Linked DNA regions of Mus musculus: all the other regions are linked to region 1. A link is a loop called in an ENCODE intact Hi-C map of the cell type or tissue named here. Cell type or tissue: left cerebral cortex. All regions are shown on one strand. Region 1 overlaps Itpr1 (inositol 1,4,5-trisphosphate receptor 1). Region 2 overlaps Itpr1 (inositol 1,4,5-trisphosphate receptor 1). Region 3 overlaps Itpr1 (inositol 1,4,5-trisphosphate receptor 1). Region 4 overlaps Itpr1 (inositol 1,4,5-trisphosphate receptor 1).

What was found. Hi-C counts contacts between places; a loop is a spot of excess contacts. Peaks named below come from ENCODE experiments on the same cell type or tissue, not always from the same donor. Only the 100,000 strongest peaks of a DNase experiment are listed, where the experiment ranks them.
Region 2: a loop joins it to region 1, with 1.9 times the contacts of the local background. A loop is called at or near these places in 2 of 42 quality-filtered maps.
Region 3: it touches region 1 in a loop (2.0-fold over the local background); 3 of 42 quality-filtered maps call a loop at or near these places.
Region 4: it touches region 1 in a loop (2.0-fold over the local background); 3 of 42 quality-filtered maps call a loop at or near these places.

Annotation. Positions count from the first base shown.
Region 1 is chr6:108,248,378-108,250,877 of GRCm38, forward strand. All of the region lies in intron 4 of Itpr1 (inositol 1,4,5-trisphosphate receptor 1), which reads left to right. Among named protein-coding and RNA genes, the nearest start is that of Itpr1, 37 kb to the left of the region's middle. In left cerebral cortex, no CTCF peak of the experiment used is centred here; DNase peaks (open chromatin) are centred at 376, 992, 1,240, 1,438 and 1 more place; H3K27ac peaks cover 2,500 bases.
Region 2 is chr6:108,352,700-108,355,199 of GRCm38, forward strand. Itpr1 (inositol 1,4,5-trisphosphate receptor 1) reads left to right here. Exons shown (of 62, transcript NM_010585.5): 8 at 1,908-2,006. Among named protein-coding and RNA genes, the nearest start is that of Gm35165, 120 kb to the right of the region's middle. In left cerebral cortex, a CTCF peak has its summit at 1,093 (motif pointing left); no DNase peak of the experiment used is centred here; H3K27ac peaks cover 35 bases.
Region 3 is chr6:108,320,263-108,322,762 of GRCm38, forward strand. The region is part of intron 4 of Itpr1 (inositol 1,4,5-trisphosphate receptor 1); the gene reads left to right. Among named protein-coding and RNA genes, the nearest start is that of Itpr1, 110 kb to the left of the region's middle. In left cerebral cortex, no CTCF peak of the experiment used is centred here; DNase peaks (open chromatin) are centred at 981 and 1,595; H3K27ac peaks cover 2,185 bases.
Region 4 is chr6:108,329,246-108,331,745 of GRCm38, forward strand. All of the region lies in intron 4 of Itpr1 (inositol 1,4,5-trisphosphate receptor 1), which reads left to right. Among named protein-coding and RNA genes, the nearest start is that of Itpr1, 120 kb to the left of the region's middle. In left cerebral cortex, no CTCF peak of the experiment used is centred here; DNase peaks (open chromatin) are centred at 1,446 and 2,233; H3K27ac peaks cover 2,014 bases.

The DNA of each region.
Region 1 (2,500 bases):
TACTTCTCTGTTCTTGAATTCTACCTAGCTTTTATTCAGACTTATTTCAATGAAAAGCTAAGAAGGAAGGAAAAAAGAAGGAAGGGAGGGAGGGAGGGAGGGAGGCAGGCAGGCAGGCAGGCAGGCAGGCAGGCAGGCAGGCAGGCAGGCAGGCTGGCTGGCTGGCTGCCTTGGACCCTTTGTTACAATGAATCTTCAGCTGTTCCCAACACTAGCTCAGGAATATGCATAATGTCCACATGATTGGGACATGTTTGTGGAGCCATTAAGGGTCTAGCCCAAGGCAGTGTAACCAGTGTCTGAGCATTTCAAGTTGGGTGTGAGCTGAAAGTCTCTGGTTCCTCAGCCTGGGCTCCGAGACACGACAGCCTGCGAGTCTAGCTCTTGCAATGAGCATGGGAGAAGCGTTACTTTCCTCTGTGAGTTGGACTGAGGCCCAGTGCATAGCTATGGATTTGAGGGCTAAGCCTCTGGCCTTTTTCCTTTTGCCAGACCTTTGTTCTCCTTTTCTAGAGTGCTTGCAGAATGTCAGTCCCTCTCTGAGGGGTCTTGGAGATTTAATAAGCTGTCTTAATGGGGGAAGGACTGAAGTGTTTTATATTTGGTCCATCCACTTTGTAATTAGCCTTGAAACTTCCTGGCAACGTTGGTAGGTGTCTCCACCAGGAGTGGCCTATTTCAGGGTCAGTGATACAAATAGTCAAAACCTACTTACTGGATCATAGACTTGCTTGTGGTTTAGGCCTAGGTAGGACACTGAGAAAAGGATGTCATGTGAGGCCAGAGCTGGAGGCTGGTTGGCTACTGCAAACGGCTTCATTATCTTGGAGAAACCACCGTGTCTTTATGTGTCTGTTTCCCCATTCGTTAAGTGCAGGTTTAGTGAAATATCTCCCCATATCCATTCCAGCTCTAGACACTGCAGCCGGCCGGGACTGGAAATGGGCAGGTTCATATTTCACAAGAAAGCATTGGTATTCAGGAGCCTGGAGCTGCCTAGAAGTAGATCTCCTTTTCCCTGGGATTACAAGTTGTCTCTGTCTAGATAAAAAGGAAACAGACAGACTTTCACCCTGAGGCCAGAAGGAGACACAGCCAGGATCTTGGGTCACAAAGGTCTTTCAGGGTGACTCTAACAAGCCTGCTGGCTTAGCTTTCTTTCAAACCCTGTTCCTTTGCTGCACATTGTTTTAATTGTTGCTAAGCAACATTCTCTCCTACCCCCCCCCCCCCTTCTTTTTGGCAAGGCATCCAAGGAATGAACCCATATCTTATTTAGTTTTAAATACCCACATGCAAAGGGGAGGGCCTAACTTAAATTTTGTTTGTTCTTCTGATTTTAATCCATGACAGGAATGCAGAGCTTACTCTTTGCCTGTCTTGTTAGGTAAGGGAAAAAAAAACCCATCAGTCTGTTGAAGGTACGCGTCAGAATCATGCCGTGGGGCATATTGAAGATATTGCCTATGTGTGAAGCTGCCTTGCAGGAGAGGCTCTTGCAACGTGTTCTTTATTCACAAAGTCAATTCAAATTTAATGAAAAGATTAGTAGGTTTTTATAATCTTCATTTCAGATTTGCTGGCTTATCTCAATCTTGCACCAACAGACTCCATTGAAAGGGAACAAAGCTGTAATTTAAATCAATTCCCTGGGCAACCTAGAATGCTTCCAGGGTGTTACACAATCAGTGGGGCTGGTTCCTGTAGCTTGATTATTGCAGGAGTCCCACACACTTCTTCCAGTAGCTCCCCGTGTGTTTCTGCCCACTTTCTTGACGATATGAGATGTGTGCCTGTGGCCTCTCGTATAATGAATGGACACAAGTACTCTCCTGCTCTGAGTCCATTTATTTTTGAATATTTGAGTCACCCTTGGCAAATAGAACTCAAGTGTCTGTTTCACATTCACTTACCCTAATAGTTAATTTACTTGTTAATGGGATTAATTTTCAGCTGTTTTATCCTGAAAATGTTCCCAGCAAAATAAATATGATTACCGTGTCCTCTAATTCAATCCCGCTGATGTGATGTGGCTTCTTCCATTCTAGAACAAATGGATTTTGAAATCCCAGCCAGAAGTAATTGGGTCAATTGTCATATCATTGTATGGTCCTTCTGACAGCAGAATGTAGTGCTTGATTAAGGACTTTTCTTTTGGCAAAGGGTTTTTATAGTCCTGTCTTAAGGGCATCAATGAAGATGAACATGCGGTGAATCACTTGAGCCTATGATAACTTTGTCTCTTCCTCGTTTGCCAAGTGAGAAAATCGGACTGGGATAACTAGGGTGCTGGAGACAGAGAATGATGCTGTGTCAGAATTGGGATTGGATTGTACCCAAAGCTTCCCTTTGTTCTTTGGGGTCATGGATTAAAGCAAAATAAAGTTTTGTCCCGTTTTCCTGTGTTAATAACCTGCCTTCTGTAAACACAAATAGGTGGTTGTGAATACTTTGTTCAGTCTTTACTTAAATTAGTTAAATCAATTTATTGAATCTTATA
Region 2 (2,500 bases), 100 kb after region 1:
TCATTACGTGGGCACACACTTAACAGTGAATATGTTTAAATGCTATCAGCTATGTACTTGACCTTGTTAAGGTTCTAAAATAGATGCTTTTAAAAAAACAAGCTAAAAGGAAATTGGCACCTTGAGAAGCATGAAGTATTCTGGAAATACTTACCTACCCTTTACTTAAAACTAGATACTGACTGACTGACTGACTGACTGACTATTTATTTATTTATGTATGTATGTATGTATGTATGTATGTATGTATGTATGTATGTAATGCCATGCTATAGAAAATTTCGTCATATATTTTTCCGAAATGTATCATTTTCAAAATATGCAGGTTTTTACCTCATAGGAAGACAAGCATCTCTTCTACTTCCTTTCCTTCTACTTCCTCCGTTAAAAGCAAATGTGGGGCTGAGGAGATAGCTTGCTGTGCAAGCCTCAGGACCTGAGTTCAAATCCCCAGTGGCCACATAAAAACCAGGCTTGCCTATGTCTGCCTTTAAGCCGAGCACTGGGAGAGCAGACTAGGCAAATAACCCTGCGGACTCACTCGTCAGGTAGTCTCACCTCACCGAGCAGGAGACTTTAGGTGTGCTCAGAGAACCTGTCTCAGGACATAAGGTGGAGATGATATAGGTTCTTCTAGATCCTTCTCTAGCCTCCACATGCACATCCACAAACATACTCACATACAACATACACATACATCGTACAACACACACAACTTTCCAATGTACCTGGTTCCAAGTTTTGTGTTCAATAAATCGTTGCTTTTCTGTCATTTAGTATCTTAATCTATGACCTACATGAGAGTATAATACTAATAATTATCTTTTAAAAAATAGTTTTTCTTACCTGTAGGGATTGGCCCAGTCATACTTTTAAGGGTGTCCGTTTAAATAGTGGAGTGGAATAAAAAGTATCAGGCTGTGTTACACATAAGGGCAGGTTCGAGTTTCTGGACAGACACATTTGTTTAGTTATCCACTACTGTATTCAACTATCTCTTGCTGGGGGCTGGAGAGATGGCTTGGCAGTCTGGAATTGCCTATACTTTTAGTTGCAGGGAATCTGAAGCCCTCTTCTGGCCTCCACAGGAACATCAGGACACACATGGTGTACATACAGAGAAAGTGGGCACTCACACATACACACAATATAAAAATAAACTTTAAAAATGTAAAAGCTAGCTGGGCAGTGGTGGCGCATGCCTTTAAGCCCAGAACTTGGGAGGCAGAGGCAGGTGGATGTTCAAGGCCAGCCTGGTCTATAGAGTTCCAGGACAGCCAGGGCTATACAGAGAAACCCTGTCTCGAAAAAAAAAAAAAAATGTAAAAGCTGTCTGTCTTTATCTATCTATCTACCTATCTATCTATCTATCTATCTATCCATCCATCCATCCACCTATCTCTCTCTCTCTATCTATCTATCTATCTATCTATCTATCTATCTATCTATAAATATAGTAATCTAATAATAGAAAAAAAATTTCCTTCTGTTGTAGTCACAATTTTGAAGATCAGTGCTTTAGAAACATGATAATGGCTTCATTCTTTCAAACAAAAAAACAACTCAAATAGTATATTGCTTGTTTTCCCCCAAATTGAGTTGAGCTTATTTATACAAGCTTCTCAACTGAATAATAATAATAATAATAATAATAATAATAATAATAACAATAACAATAATAATAAAAACCCATTTTTCTAGTGCTCTGGACCAACTCACAGATTATCAAAGTATGCAATAGTTGTGCACTGAAGTCCTCCTCAGCCTTCTCTCAGAACACAAACCACGCTGCACAGGTCAAGCTTTAAAAGTTCACACGTGCTGTGACAGGCTTGCTGTGATGGGTGTTCCAGAACCGTGGAGCAGTACCTGTCCCCTAAAAAGCTGTGTTCCTCCTTCCTTTCCAGGTGGTCATAGGCGACAAGGTAGTTTTGAATCCTGTCAATGCTGGCCAGCCTCTACATGCCAGCAGTCATCAGCTGGTGGATAACCCAGGCTGCAATGAGGTAAGGACATTGGAAAAGTTGAAGTCTGGTATATGGGTGAGGGTTGGATCATAGAAGCAGGCTTTGTGGGGAACTGAGAGAGAGAGAGAGAGAGAGAGAGAGAGAGAGAGAGAGAGAGAGAGAGAGAGTGAGAGTGTGTGTGTGTGTGTGTGTGTGTGTGTGTGTACACACTGCATGTGACTTGAGCAGAAATTCAGGATACTGCCAGTTCTTCAGGAGAAGAGCCCAAGGCCCACTGTTGACTGTGATGAGGTTTTGTGGGTCTCTGCATGAGTGGTGAGTTTGATAAACTTTGCATCACTGAAGAATCATTCTCTAATTGGTTAAGCCTGAAAATGCTACTGTTGCCATTTTTTTTTCCCTAGCTGGAGGAACACATTTTTTTTTTTCAGTTTGACTCCCTAAGGAGAGTGTTTTATGGTAATTCTCAGGAGGTTACATTACAGGTTGTGTGTAGCCTTGCTACAGTCTCTTATTTTCATCTCTACATCTGC
Region 3 (2,500 bases), 72 kb after region 1:
TACTACATGTCTATAGTCTTTTGTCTTAGGGAGGTAGAGGCCATCATTGGCCACTTAAACACTATCTAAAGCAAAACAAAAGAAGCTATGGCAGAAAAACAAAGAAATACTGGCAAGACCTTGTAGAAATCGTAATCATCATATGGCACGGTTAGAGTGTTTAAAATTGTGCAGTGACTTTGTAAAACACATAGGCAAAAGGTCAGACATAGCCAAGCCATATGACCGAGCAGACACACTTCAAGGCATCTAACCAAAAGAATGGATATTCATAGTGGCTTTATGAATGATAAGTAAAGTATGGAGATAGCAGAGAGGTTTGTTGATTGATAAATGGAGAAACAAACACAATGAAATATTTTTCATGCATAAAGAGGAAAGAAATGCTGATCTATGCTTCATTGTGCATGGACCTTACACATGTAATAATGATTGAATGAACCTTGTTGCAAAAGGCTGCAAAGTCTCTGTTTATGTGACGTGTTCAGAATCCATACACTTTTAGAAAGTAGATTGCTAGTTATCAGGCCTCAAAGCATGGGAGAATGGGTAGTGCCTACTAATGGACATGGGTTTTGTTTTGTTTTTGCCCCTAGGGTAATAATACAAATACTCTATATTTGTGTTGTAGTAGTGATCATATAAACTCTGAATTGTCTCAAAACTGCTAAACTATATTGTGTATTTTGTTAGGTTTGAATGAAATCTTAGTAAAAGTGGCTATGTGTAAGATGTTTAAGCTTACTGGTCGTAACACATGCAAGTAGAACATCAGAGACACATTACATAAAATAATAAAATATCTACTTTTGTCTAAAAGACAAGAAAGTGAAAAGAGAGTATGTGGGGGAAGGAAATAAGATGAAGTCTGCTCTGAGAATGAGTTTTTGATTGTGTCTGAATATATGTTTCCTGTGGGAGGCAAATACATTGCAGGCATATGTGCTGGCAAGGAGGCTGTTTGGAATGAAATGAACCCAGGGTTTGTGCTTTGGGGTTTATAGAGTTATGAAGGCAGGAAAGAGGTCAAGAAGACAGAATGGAGGTCAGAGGCTTAGCTGAAGCACTGGCAGAAAAAAAGCCACAAGTGGGTTTCTCAGAGAGCTGCTTCTATGTTTTCTTCATTTGGGAGCATAAAGGCATATGCAATTTTCTTGTTTTCTTTTGAGATGGAGTGCTACATAGCTGTGCTGGCCTCTGACTTGTTATGTAACTGAAGTTGACCTTGAGTGGCTGAGCATCTTGCCTGGGCTATCTGATGCTGACATTTTCGATGTGAACCCCTGGCAGTCGAGGGATCTGACCATGAAAGCAGATGTCTAGGGTTTGACAAGGGCTGTCTAGCTGTCATGACAAGTGGAATAAAGAAGCCTTTCTCTTCTATGTTGGCAGCAGTTTGACTAAGTAAGGGCCTCCTGATTTCTCCAGGAATGGGTACAAGTGAGGGAACTGGTCTAGGAATCCTATAGCTGTGAAGAAAGCACCACAGGAGGTGGAGCCTATGGGAGGAAGGCTCAGGCTCCTAAGGAACAGATGCTGTGCTTCAGATATGGGAATGCAGGGGAGGGACCTCTAGCAATGTCAGCCTGATCACCAAGATGCCTGTGGAAGTGCCAGTGAGAACAGATGGCCACTGGGAGTCTTCAGATGGGCGGCCCTGCGAAGGAAACCAAATCCTGTATGTAGTATTCCAGCTGGAATCTCACCATAAGGAAACATCAGATAAACCCAAAGGAGGAACAAACATGTTTTCTTTCTTTCTTTTTATTTTTTTCCTAGTCTGGACAAAAAATAGCTGTTGAAAGATAGTATCTAAGTACAGTACTGATCTTCAGTTGGATCCTGAACTGGAGGTCAGAGAGAGTGCTGGGAAAACATTGAGTTAAATGACAAAACGGGAATGTGAACCATAAGTAACATAAACATAACACCATTAACATTAAATTTGGTGGAACTGATAGCTGTCCAGGAATACATATATCTTACATTAAATCTTGCATGATGTATACAACTCAATCTCATGATGTGAGATTCTGGAAATAATTTCATGTACACATGAGATTACTATGTACATATCTGTATATGTGCATATATCTCTGTATGTGAGAGAGCAAAGCTAGGGTCTTACTCGTGATAAGCAAATGCTCTACCACCATAACCCAACACACATGCATATGCGTATGCACTAAGAGTGAAATGTTGAAAGGCTGGTGCTAGGTTTAATGCTGTTTACCTTGTAAGCTTCCTATAACTTTTCAACTCTTTCTGAATAAAAATCTAGGAAAAGTGTGTCCGTGAATGAAGAAGTTAGCCTTTATATTTTAATTTCCTGCCCTTGGGGCCAGAAGGGTGAAAGGTGTTCCTGTGGCTCAGTTTGCTCTACGATACAGATGGAACCAGAGAGGATGGAACACGGGAATGCCCTCAGGATAATGGAGGGAAATATAAGACAGGAGAGAGCCAGGGAGGCAGGTAGTAGAGTCTTAGCTTGAGACAGTAC
Region 4 (2,500 bases), 81 kb after region 1:
AGAGGCCAGGATGCAGCATCTAACTACACAGGTGTAGGCAGGTATCTATGTTCTGCTGGTGAGTAGAGTTGGGTAGAGTTGCTGTTTCAGCTGATTGGTAGCTGCCATTCTCAGGACCAGTGCCAATCTAAATGAAAAAAACCTGAATTCTCAGCTAGAGGCCAGATAAGTAGTTCTTTCTTGTACTTCCAGTTCCAGAAGATGTATGAAAGATTGTCCCAACACAGGGAAGGTGACAAAAGGTGACCCTACATGTATCATCTTAAGTTTTCTATTTGGAGAAGACATCTGGGTGTCTCAAATGGAAAAGCAGTAACTTCTTGTCCTTCGTCTCCTAATGACAATGTTTATTCCTTTTGCAGACAGGTAACACCAGGTTTGCTTGGCACTCCCAATTGGAAAATGTCACTTAACTTCAGAGGCCACAGCTTGGGAAGTGTGATTAGAGTTCAGTAGACACAACAGTGTCTAACCAGCTTCCGCTACAGTGACCTGGAGTTAATAACTTGCTTACTGAAAGGCGTTTGTTAGACATAGGAGTAAGTTTGCGAGCCGTTTTTTTTGAGGGTGCCCTTTGATCTTGCCCGTCTTCCCATTGATTTGTTTGCTGCATGTTTACTGAATGCACGAGCAGCAGACTCGTCAGGAAGAGCAACCCTCCTCTCTGTACTAATCGTGTAGTAAGTTTGAGACAGGATGGGTCTTACGTATGTGGTATTTTGCATTTCTTTTTCATTGATACCTTAGTGGTAAGAAATTATCCTGGTGAGGAACTGACACTCATAACACCCACCCCCTTCTGAAACTTATTCTGCTGGTTTTTATCTTTTCAGAAAAAAAAAAGGTATAAATGATCAGCAGATGTTGTTTGTTTCTTAATTGTGACTCTCTCGATAAGAGTCCATTTATATATACTGGGTCAATGAAGAGTTTTTATTTTTACATTTTGTGAGTATATGTGTGTAAAAGGGTGTGTGTGTGTGCCCACAGAATTCAGAAGTTGATGTCAAATGTCTTTTCTCAATTGTTCTTCAATTTATTGTTGTTGTTGAGACACAGTCTCTCACCAAACCAGATACTCACCATTTGGGATAGGGTAGCTGACTAGCAAACTCGAGGAATGCACCTTCTTCATGCTCCTGACACCAAACCCTGCTCCCACACCCTGCTCTGGGATTGCAGGCTCAGGCCGCTGTGTCTGATAGTACATGGGTGCTAGGTGTCCTAACTGAAATCCTCATGCACGTGCCGCCGACACTTACCAGCAGTGTCAGTTCTCCAGCCCTTTAAGCAGTGGTGGCTTGTTGGGTGCTTGTCTTGTTGGTCACACAAGTCCTTGTAACAGAAACTGTAGGCAGGCACTGAGGGAGAGGGCACTGCTTCTCGCAAGGCTCAGCTCAGCACTCTTGTAGCTGCTGTGCCTCACGAGATCCCTGACGATGCCTGCAAGCTTTGGGTTGCTTCCCAGCTAGTGTACTGAGAGCCAGCGCTCTTTGCTGCTCCCTAGATCATGTCCTATACATACCCTTGTCAGGGAAAGTAAAATCCCAGGACAGAATGAACAACTCAGTACCTCTCCTGATCTCTGCGGGTACCTGTACTCTCATGCTTGTACCTCCACACAGATAGATATATTCAGAAAATGTCTTCTCCTCCTTCGGGTAGAGCTTATCCGGTAACGTCCTAACTAGTGGGAGACTTGGCTCTCAAGCCTTCTTGGTTATTTAGTACAGTCAGAATCCTCGGTTGACAATCATTATAAGTCAGTAGTCTGATGCCAGTGTTTTGTCGGAATGGAATCCCAGGATAGTTCATATAAAATGTTTGATGGTATTGTTGTTGTTGTTAATGTTATTGTTTGAGAGTTGATGGCTTTCCCACTTCTACTAAAAGACTCAACTATCTTCTCCTTTTCCCCATTAATCTAAAAATTCTAGATACTAACCATATGTAGGAATGTGGTGAGGTTTTCCCCAAACTAGAAAGTCTTCGCCACTTCCAGGATGTTTTCTGTGATGATTTCTGCACTCTCAGTGTCTCGTTCTGAAATCCTAGGGTGTCAGGGCTGTGGGTTTTACCTGCCAGTTCCTTTTCTCTTTTACTTTTGTCCTCTCTGCTTTTACTTTTGGAGAAAGTCTCTTAACCTAGTTTCCAAAACTTCCTGTGCTTAAAAACTGCATTGTCATTGTATGCCAAGTTCCTGATTTTAAATTCCTTTCCTTTGTCACAGGGTAGGGCCTCATGCATATTTAAGACGATAAATCCCAGTCTTACCTGTGAGGAGGCTGACTGTGGATGCTTGCTCCCAATCATTCCTTGTATTCTCTGTGTCCTCAGTTGCATTTCTCAGTTGTCAGATACCCCTGTGTAGCATCAGGAAGTAATTCTGCGTCTGCTGATCTTGGTTGTCTGTGTAGATAAGGTGGGAAGAGGGGAACCAGAGGGAGCTAATTGAGTAGCCTGTAGATTTGGGAGCACATGAGTTGGTAGGGCTTATGAA